Linked DNA regions of Mus musculus: region 1 is linked to region 2. A link is a loop called in an ENCODE intact Hi-C map of the cell type or tissue named here. Cell type or tissue: left cerebral cortex. All regions are shown on one strand. Links, peaks and the distances in the headings refer to the core of each region. The heading gives the core; the rest is flanking DNA. Region 1 has its middle 30 kb from the start of Gm40101. Region 2 has its middle 21 kb from the start of Gm40102.

Region 1 (5,377 bases), core at 120-5,119, 220 kb after region 2:
GTCTGTACTCTACTTACAAGCAAGAGTTGTAGGAACTGAATGGATGATACACACCAAGAGTATGTCTACATACAGCTGTTCCTACTGTGTAGTGTTTGTTTGTTTGTTTGAGACAGGGTCTCACTATGTAGCCTTGGCTGGCCCGGAACTTACTGTGTAGACCAGGCTGGCCTTATACTCACAGGGATCCACCTTTCTCTGCCTCTCTGGCAGAGTGCTGGGATTAAAGACCTGTGCTGCCATGGTGGGCCTTATGAAGTATTCTTATTTCACATTGCCCACTAGAGTTTGTCTAGCACTATACCATTTATAAAGATCATTTGCTTAGTCAACCACTAGAAACTGGCTTAGAGAAGTGACAAACACAGATACTCAAAATAAAACCAGGCTGGGGAGATGGCTCAGCGGGGAAAGGCACAAGCCACGAAAGCCTGAGAACCTGAGTTCTGTCCCCCAAACCCACTTAAAGGTGGGCGGAGAGGACCGACTCCACAAACTTGTCCTCTAACTTCCACACATGTGCTATGACATGCACAGCCCCACATGTACATCACGTCCACATATGCATACCAACTGACACACAATCGTAATAAATTATAAGTAAAAAATATAGCCTGGGTCATTTGGTTTGTAAATGCTCTTTCAGTCCCAGAATGCAGCAGCCATGTCCAACTTTCAATACGTGTGTGTGTGTGTGTGTGTGTGTGTGTGTGTGTGTGTTTCTGTATAACACATGCCATATATTATTATATGTATTATATACATGCCATATATATATGTATGTGTATATATATGTGTGTGTGTGTATATATATATATATTCATTCTTAGGTGGATTCTAGTCCTATCTGCCTCTAAATTACTTCCTCAGGGTGGCAAATCTGGAAACTTTTCCTTTTCTTAACTTTCTGCTTCATTCTCTCCTTTTTGTCAGACAGTTCTCCTTCCAGTGATGGGAAGGAACAAGAAGTCCTGTTTGTCTGACCCCCACATTCTTTCCCCAGTTAAATATCTATGCAGGGAGGTAGATGTCAAATTATAAATGGACTTTTTTTGGGTTGATTTATAATTTGGGGTGTCTGGAAATCTGAGAATTCCCCCATGTTTTGAGTGGGACTCCAGTCCCCCAGGGATCCCAGAGGAGCCCATCCCCTGTACCAGATGTAAAAACGGGAGAGCAAACGGAGAACATAAAGCAAGGGCTCCTCTTCCTGTGAGCCGAGGCTGCAGGGCTGAGTGAAGCTGACTGCGCCTGCACCGGGCACAGGGCTCCACTACAGGCACTTGGGAGGTGGAACTGGGGTGATCACAAGTTCAAGGTCAGGGTGCCTGCTGTACAGAGCAAGGTCCAAGAGATTTAGATCCCCCCCCACACACACACACACACACCTTTCAGTCTTCATTTGTTTCTAATAAAAGCTTGTCTTCACTTTCCATAGCCCCTCAAAATTCGCTCCACCTGAAAGATGTTCTTCGTCTTTCTGTTATTTTAAGCAACCTCCACATTAGACCTTGCTCACACCAGAGGCTCCTAAGTTCCCAAACTTTTGCCTGCTTCCATTTTGTTCCTCTAATCTGAACCGCTGTTTGATATAAACTAGCTATTTGTAGCAAAGTAGAGTAAGGAGATAATTCACACTGAAGTATGAGCGGCTGCTGGCTTTACTTTCTTCACAGGTATTTGCATTTTAAAAAGACTGCTTTCTATGCAAATGAATTTGTAATTGGTGAGAATTCTCTCTGGTGACCGAAAAATAAAGTAGCAAACGCCCATTAGGCAAAAAGGCATCTTTGGAAGAAGTGAGCTGTAAGCTAAGTAGAACAACTGACCAGCACAGGAGCGCGAGCAGCCTTTTCTCCTTCCCAAGAGTCTAGGGCCTTGGCTTTTGTACAGTGCTTAGCACTCAGAGATGCTGTGAAGTCCACTTAGGAACATTCAACATCTTCATCCAGAAAACTAGCACTGAGAGTCCATCCCTTCTGGAGTTGTTTCATATCTGTGCATGCATGCCTGTGTGTGTCTATGTGTGAATTTGTGTATATGTGTATGCTCCTGTGCATTATGTATGTACATGTGTGTTCATGTGTCATGTGATTATATGTTTATGCATATGTATATGTGTGTATACATGTGTATGTGTGTTCATGTGTATGTATTACATGTGTACACATTAGTGCATGTGTTTATATTGTATGCATATGTGTGCATGCATCTATATTGTATGTGTGTGTGTGTGTGTGTGTGTGTGTGCATGTGTGTTCGTGTGTGTTACTATTGTCATTACCGCCATCCACACTTTTGCAGGTGTTTTTACTTTTAAAAAATTTTTTTGAAACAACATTTTTTGTTGTTGTTGTTTAAAAATGGACAGACAGTTTTCCTGGTCTCCAATGTCTTTCTCCATTACAGGGCAGTCTGTGGCTGGTCACTGAAGGTTATGGTGACCCTTTATGCAATTACTGTCCGGGAGGCCTCATTGTATGCTGTGAGTCACCACGGCTCAGAAGCACAGGGTGACTCAGTAGCCTGTTAGGGAGAGGTTAGACGCTCCCCTGGACTAACGTGAAAGGATCCAAACCCATGGCCCAGGAAGAAACATGGCACTTGTTTGGGCAGCCAGGTGGTCTGGCATGCCTGATTATGAGGCGCCCTGGAGACCGAGGGCTCCTCCAGCAAGAGAGCACAGTGTGGCGGGGGTGCTGGGCTTTGGAGTCACAAAGGGCTCGGTTTTAGTTCTGTTTCTGCTCTATTCTGCTCTCAGGCACCACACAGATGCTCTGAGCCTCATTTTAAAATGTATTTATTTTTATTATTTTAAAATAAAGTATAATAATAATGTGTGGGGAGTATATGAATATGTATGCATAGATGAATACATACATGAGTATGTAAAAATAATGTCTGGTGAGTTATGAATATGTATGCATGTACCCAAAGGGTCCACAAGAGGGCATCAGGTCCCCTGGACCTGGAGTTACAGGCAGTTATGAGCTGCCATGGAGGTGCTGGGAACAAGAATCCAGGTCCTCTGGCAGGGTAGCCAGTGCTGAGCCATCCAGTTCCATCTGTGCTGTGAGGTGTGTGTGTGTGTGTGTGTGTGTGTGTGTGTGTGTGTGTGTGTAAATACACATGTAGTGTACCAATACACAGGAGGCAAGGCAGGTGGATCTCTTTGAGTTTAAGCCCAGCGTAGTCTACATGCATAGTGAGTTCCAGGCTAACCAGGGCTACCTAGCGAGATCCTGTCTCAAACAAAACAAAGAAATCTATCTGTACGTGAAAATGGTTCCTCTTAATAAAAATTACTTCGTGATATAAATGCTCTGGCAAATGTTGAGAAACATAAAGGTAATTATTATTCCTATCACCATCATGATTGTACATTGGGATCCAAAAATACAGTTCCCAGAACTAGTAATAATAGGGACCAAGCTAAGGGAAGGGAGTGACAGGGCTCAGATGTCTCTGTCACTGGTTCAGGCAGGGACAAGCCATTCAGCTAGGTTGAAGCGTGTGAAAAGTCATTCTTTATTCCTTACTGTGTGCCTGTCAAGGGAGTAGTCATTTGTGTCCACAGCACTTCCACTTTGGAGAAGAAGATTCTGGGGAAGGGGTCCAAGTGACCTTCATGAAAAAACAGAGCTGAGGCTGAGCCGTTCTTCCCCAGGACAGCCATGTAGGCCTAGCTCTGTGAGACACCAAGGCTTGCCAGAGATATGAGTGGTGTGTACCCATGTCCACTTCCCTCGCTCCACCAGCAGTCCTGGGTTCATGCTGTCTACAAACCTTCGTGGTCCTCACGTCCTTTGTGGGTCCACAGTTCCTGCCTTCCTCTGCTGTCTCGTGTTCTCCTCATGTTCATAGCTCAGAGTCTGGACTTCCATCCCCCCCCCCCTTTTTTTAAAGCAGCCTCAGCCACTCTTCTCTCTCTCTCTCTCTCTCTCTCTCTCTCTCTCTCTCTCTCTCTCTCTCTCCCACTTCCCACCTCCTCGCTCCACACCAATCACATTCCTGCTTGCTCCTAGCCCCGTTCATTATCCTACCACACTCCCCTTCATTCCTAGAAAACAGCTCACCCGCCCCCCCTCCCCCTCAGCTCATGCCCACCTTCCATAAATTCCAGCAGCCTGGCAATCAGTAACTTCAGCATCACACTTCACAGCTCTCAGAGTTTATACGAGTTACTACGCTCCTCCTTGTTATTGCTCTCTGAGATTTGGGTTGTGGCCGGGGGGTGGGGGGTTGGGAGTCGGGGGTCGGGGGCTTCACTTAAAAAAAAAATCTGGCCATAAGTTGAACCTACAGTTAGGTTGACTCCCACATTTCCACGTTTCTTTTTGAAAAATCAGTGGCTTGGGTCTACACTCTGTAACATGGTGAAAGACAACTAGATCCTTCAGGGAACAACGGGGAAGAAGTAGAAAGAAAAAAAAAAAAAGAAAGAAAGAAAATATATATACAAAATACCTAACCCGGTCCACACAAACATTAGCCCTGGGTCCACCCACGGCATCTCCCTACTCCCCTAAGCCCAAGCTCAGGGGTTTCGGCTTTTTCCCTTCTGGGTCGTTTATTCCACTCCTTCTGAGGCCAGATTGCCTCTGAGTCTGTATGTGTGCACACGTGTGTGGCCACTGCTGGCTTTCCAAAGGGCTCACCTCTCTACTGCCATTTTGCTAGGGCACAGCTCCTTCGGATCTTACTCTCCCTCTTTCTCTCCCTGCCCCCAACTCAGCCTGTGCCTTTTCCTGTCTCTTAACTCCACCAGTGCAGCAGCAACTAGCCGAGCTGCTGGCGTGCGTGCGAGTGAGCGAGTGTGAGTGTGAGTGCGTGTGAGAGAGTGAGTGTGTATGTCTGCGTGCGCAGCTAGGCCAAGCCTGCAAGCCTGCCTGTCACTGGAGAGTTTTAGTTTGCATTCAGAAGAAAGGAGGAGGGGAGACAAGAGGGAAGGAGGAAAGGTGGAGGGGGGAGGAGGAGTGAGGGGGGGTGCGGAGAAGGGAGGGAGAATGTCTTGTTTGTGGCTTGTCAGCAATTGCTTGAGACAAGCTTCCATGTGTGAAAGCTACTTGGCATGAATGCCTGGGCCGTACCAAGTGTCACCGCAGCAAGAGGGGGAGACAGAAGAAAAACAGATCAGACCAGAGCAGACAATAGGCCCCTAAAGTGTTCCCCCTAAGTTGCTTTGATGTTGTCCTGGTGTCTTGATACCAGGAGGCCAGGGATTGCTGGAAAAGGGTCTTTTTTGTCTTCGTTCACTTCCCCTCCAGTTTCTGCAATGATTCTCCAGAATCTCTGCTCATGAAAAAGGTAAGCACTCTAACAATTCCTTCTTCTGTGGCAAGCTTGCTCGCCGGTGCTGGGAAGTGGGGGTCTCATT
Region 2 (5,377 bases), core at 94-5,093:
GGGACCAGGTCTTTACCACTTTTAAACAAAATAGAGAGAACCCAGCAGCAGCAGATCTGCCCTGCCACAGTGCAGGATGGGGATTAAATCAGAAATTTGGATGTAATAAAGTCTCGAAGGAAGAAACGAAGATAAAATCAAATGTCTTGTTTTTCTTAATAGGTTGACAAATGTAGTTTTTTTAAAAAAAGATTTACTTATTTATTTTGAGTTTATGAGTCCTCTCTGTCTGTATGTACACCTGCGTGCCAGAAGAGGGTATCAGACCTCATTATAGATTGTCATGAGCCACCACATGGTTGCTGGGAATGGAATTCAGGACCTTTGGAAGAGCAACCAGTGACCTTAACCACTGGGCAATCTCCTAAGTCCAAGTTAATCACTTAATGACAGTAACTGTACATTGGGTGACCATATGTCATGGAGAAGAGAAACAAATGACAACAGAATCATTAGAGATGGGAGCAAAGAAGTGAGAAGAATTTGTGCTGTACTCATTCCACACAAAGCTAAGGCAGACACATAATTACAAAATTACTATTCAAACTTTAAGGCAACCGTTAATACAATAGAAAAAATAAATATGACTGATGTACTGAGGGAGAAAAAAATGGAGTTATGTAAGTTCAAAATAGGAAAAAAATGAAACAATTAAGAAACATTAATAGATTTAATGGCATCAGTAATGAGTATTATCTAATGAAAGGACAAAGGTTGTGACAGTGGATGAAAAAGAGATCATTTAACTGCTATATTTGAATAGCCCACACCCCTCCAGAATCAACAGTAGCTCAGGATGCCTCAGACTATAGCAGAGGCCAGGCTTTCTCACGTGACCCACCTGCGCTGTCCGCTGAGATTAAAGGCAGGCTCCACCACTTCTGACACAAATGTTGAGTTGTCCTTGCTCTTGGTTATTTAGTTTCCTGTCACTTTAAAATAAATAAATAAATAAAAGAAAGGAATAAAATTGTTTTTAAAAAAGGCTGATTACCTTTTATCTGGTCACTCCAGATAGTATATTAAAAAAGAGAGCCTTTCAAAATGGTGGCCTAGTGACTATACTGGGGTCATTGTGGGAACCAGGAGATGGCAGAACTGGAGTAGGACGGCCTAGCTCTCTAAATCCTAAATCCAACCTGTCATCCTGAAGAAGCAGGGAACATTGTCACTTCCATTTTATAGTTCATGAAAACTCAAAGACAAACAGTCCTTTTAAGGCTGTGTGGGGTGGTACACACCTTTAATTTTGGGAGGCAGAGGCAGGAGGCTCTCTCTGAGCTCTAAGTGAGCCAAAGTTGCACAGTAAGATCCCATTTTTAAAAGTAGGGAGAGAGGAGCTGGAGGGATGGCTCAGTGGTTAAGAGCACTTCCTGCTCGTGTTGGGTTCAGGTCCCAGCACCTATACGGCATTTCATGACTATCTGTAATCCCAGTTCCAGGGGATCCATAGCCTTCTGGCCTCCTCCTCAGATCCTGTATGCACAAGGTGCCCTTATGTACATGCAGGCAAAACATGCATACACATAAAACAAGAATAAGCAAATATGTTTAAAAGCCTTTTGTGTTTTTAAGCACCTTTAAGAAAATCCCAGGACCGTCTCCCCCAAAATCTGGTCCATCACTTAGTCCATGGCCTCCCTGTGCAGTGCAACGCCAGTCTTTGTTAGTTCCAATGCCTTTGTCCTTGCCCAGTCCCATGGCAGTTCTTTAGGAAGTAGGTGCCACTTATTTTCTGGAGTTGTGAACTTTGCGTCTTTCTTTGGCTCTGAGAGACGAGGGCTGGGGCAAAGGATGCAGCAAACCACCACGAGGCAAATAGAGCTGCCTGGACTCTCCAGCAACTCGGGTCTGCTCCTCTTTCTTTCTTGGTCCTGCTCAGAGTTGCCTTGTTGGCAGGCAGCCGCCTGTGAAGTGTGCACATTTCCAAGCAAATGGCTCCAGGAGCTCGTAATTGCTGCCAAACGTGTGCGGATTTTAATAGCCCATTTTCATTAGCCTTGTGTGAAATCACCTGTCTCTGTGTTGTTACCCAACTTAATTGTCAATTATGGTGATTAAGCTTGGCTTTCACTACCATCTCTGGTAATCATTAGTATTATCTCTGAGGCTGAACCAAGGAAAAGAAAAGCATTCTGGAGGTGCCAGTGACTATTTCGGCATCAGCGAGTGAAGCAGCGTTTTCCTCTGGGTTGAACCAGACCTGAGTGAAGCTGTCATTTCCTATCTGCATCTTAGGACAGCCCACCCTCTCATCACTGCGAATTCTGACATCAAAAGGGCTCTTGGTGCCCTTCCCTGTCCACCTCTCCAGAGTTGACACCACAGTTAATTAAAGGCAGTAGGTCAGACAGTTACAACCTTTTAGATGACTTTGAGCGGTGTCGATGAGCTGAGGTATAATCAGGGGACCCCCTGAACAGGTTTTTTAGGATAGTGTAGAAATTGCACCACTTGGAAATTTGAGAATTTTGATTATTGTTTTTAAAAAAAGTTTTATTTTGTTTTTATGTGTATGTACACGTTGTGTACATGTGCATGTAGTACCCACAGTGGCCAGAAGAGGGCAGAAGATCCTCTCAGAGCCAGAGTTACAGGTACTGTTAGCTGGGAACAGAACTCCGGTCCTCTGAAAGAGCAGCAGGCATTCTCAACCTCTGAGCCATCTCTCCAGCCTCATTCAGATTCTCCTTTGTGCTACTAAACTGCTGATTTTAAGTGCTCTGCCTTAGTTTCTGTTACACAGACTCGTTTAACTGTGCTTCCTGACTGATATTTTACTTTTCCTGGAATTTTAAAATGAACAGTAATGAAAATGGAGGAAACTATCGTCCCCCTTCCTCCCCCTTCGCACATTTCACTTTTGTAAAATTCCCAAGCCCATTTCTGTTATGCTTTTATGAGACTTCAGGACATGACAAAAATAATGAAAGGCGTTTTAAAAAAATGATATCATTAGACACCATCTTTAGTATGTGAGCGCCATGTGTGTCCCCGAGGTTTACGACACTCTTAAGATTTGATGGCTTTCTTTATCTCTCCAAAATCCTTTGAGGAAACTAATAATACATTTTTTTTTGAAAATTCTAATTTAATGGGAAAAAAAGAAATTAAGTCATGTAAGCTTAAGGGATAAGAAGAGGGAATCGGTAACTGCTCAATGCCTTCTGGGGTAAAGGAAGAATAAAGCTATATCTCACACCGTCTTAATAAAAACATCCAGACACAGCCAGGCAGAGTTCATCTCGCAAGCCCGGGCTGAAGCCTGGGGAAATGAAGGAATTAGCTTCCTGGATGCATCTCTCCTGTCTCAGTAGTTTGCTCACACTGAATGCTGTTTGAAGTGCTTTGTTTTTAGAGGCCAGGTGACAACACATGCTTGTGAGCCTCTCTCGAGTCCCCCTGCCTGGACTCAGCACCACTGACAGCGGTGTCTTTGCGACCCTCCTTTTTCATTCAGCATGCACAGTGAAAGACGGGAACGCGACTGCTTAGGGCAGTCTTTAACGGCTGTGAGTAAATGTTTCTCTTGCAATAGAAATATTTGCTATTTTTAATTTTCCCAAGAGGAGGACGTAATTGAGAATATCACCTAAAAATAAACTTTGAGCACACAGGACCGTTTCTTTTTCTCTTCTATGAAGCTTTGCCAAGTGTTTCTTTCCTAAGTCCCCAAGGCAAAATGAAACCATTGTTCTGCTGGTATTCTGCAGTCTGTCCTGGCGTGGATTACCCATTTTCCTTCTATGGGTTGCAAGTTGTTCTTATGAGGGCCTTAGGGTTTCTATTGCTGTGATAAACCCATGACTCAAAACAACTTGGGAAGGAAAGGGTTTATTTCATCTTACACTTCGGGTAACATGTCACCAGGGTAAGGCACTCAGGGTAGGGGCTGATACAGACATCATGGACAAACACTACTTACTGACTTGTTCCTCATGGCTTGCTCAGTCTGCTTTCTTATGCAACACCAGCCTACAGTTGGTACTACCCACAGTGGGCTGGTCCTTCCTACATCAAGAAGATTGGGTGTAGCTACACCCAAAAGATTTGCCTGTAGGCCAATCCTATGGAGGCATTTTCTCAGTTAAGAGTCCCTTTTCCCAAACAGGTCTAGCTTGTGTCAAGTTGGTGTAAAACAAATGGGTACACCACACACCACATTTCATTCATTGGTTGTTGTGAGAGCCCAGATTATTAACCTCAAATGTGGCTGAGAGAGTTTTTTCTCAGGGGCCAAGGAAGCTAAAAGAGGCTGAGGAGAAGAGAATTTTCGAACGCTCACACACATAAAGGATGAGTACCTCCGAGGGGAGTTTATGGTCCTCTCTGTGGACTGATTCAAAATAGGGTGAATATCTGGTTGCTCAGTGGTGCTGTAGAGGATTGATCAGTGCTTCTCTGTTGGTCAGGCTTCTCCAAATCTGTGGAGTCCCCTTGCTGTCTTGCTAATGTAGAAAGCTCTGTGATATAAGGCCTTCAGAATAGCTGACTATGGTCTATTCTGAAAGTCTATTATCTTCTGCTAGTGTGCTAGCATCTCCCACGAGGGGCCAGCCTGTGTTGTATCCCTTCCTTTCCTTTCCTACAACAGAGCACAGTGTCTGGTCCAAAGAGGACAGCAACAATGTCTGCTAACAGGCCTGAGCTGCGACTCTGTACCTACAACAGTGAACGTTGGCTCTGACATTACAGGGAAGGTAGAAGCTGTGTTAGATACTTAGTTTCTTCCTTTAAGGGTCCCACCCTCAATGCATATTCAAGGCATAGAAACAAAGCATGACAACGCCTTTGATAGCGGGGTCTCCTGACTGGCTTTCTGTTTTCATAGACCCTATCACAACTGACCAACAGCTACCAGGACAACAGATTGCTGTTCCCAGACCCTTCCTTGCTCATCCTTTGAGCTTGGGGATCCGTTTCTTTCTGGTGATTTAAATTTGGAACTGCCTCCAAGATTTCAGCCCCGTGTATCAAAAGCTCCCAGAATTTTTCTGCAAAACTTCCTTGATTCAACCAGCTCTGCCAGTTGGGGTTTCTGAGGAAATGAACCAAAGCTGGCAGCGGTTGCCATGGTGACCAAGTCTCTCTGGAGTGAAGTCAGGGGAGCATCCATTTAAAGGAAAGGGGGAGCAGTATTGTACTAGGATGGCCATCTGCTAAGAATGAAGTGGTCTTGGAGAAAGAACTGAGCTGAGGTGGGGGGGGGGGGCAGTGGTGGAGCCTTAGGGGATGTGGAAGCACTGGAATAGAAAATCTGTTTATCAACAACTCAGGGAGATTAAGGGAAGTGGCCAAGCAGCAATGCCGTTTTAACCTAGGAGAGAAGATGCATCTGCATGGATCCTGGGAGCAGGGATTTGTGTTTACTCAGAAT

The links. Hi-C counts contacts between places; a loop is a spot of excess contacts. Peaks named below come from ENCODE experiments on the same cell type or tissue, not always from the same donor. Only the 100,000 strongest peaks of a DNase experiment are listed, where the experiment ranks them.
Region 1: it touches region 2 in a loop (3.0-fold over the local background); 2 of 42 quality-filtered maps call a loop at or near these places.

The regions. Positions count from the first base shown.
Region 1 is chr3:97,297,687-97,303,063 of GRCm38, reverse strand. It overlaps a transcript of Bcl9 not described here. Among named protein-coding and RNA genes, the nearest start is that of Gm40101, 30 kb to the left of the region's middle. In left cerebral cortex, for the core only: a CTCF peak has its summit at 2,924 (motif pointing right); a DNase peak (open chromatin) is centred at 5,054; H3K4me3 peaks cover 789 bases; H3K27ac peaks cover 756 bases.
Region 2 is chr3:97,522,226-97,527,602 of GRCm38, reverse strand. No RefSeq gene overlaps it. Among named protein-coding and RNA genes, the nearest start is that of Gm40102, 21 kb to the left of the region's middle. In left cerebral cortex, for the core only: a CTCF peak has its summit at 2,551 (motif pointing right); DNase peaks (open chromatin) are centred at 3,407, 3,718, 3,974, 5,051 and 2 more places; H3K4me3 peaks cover 371 bases; H3K27ac peaks cover 1,790 bases.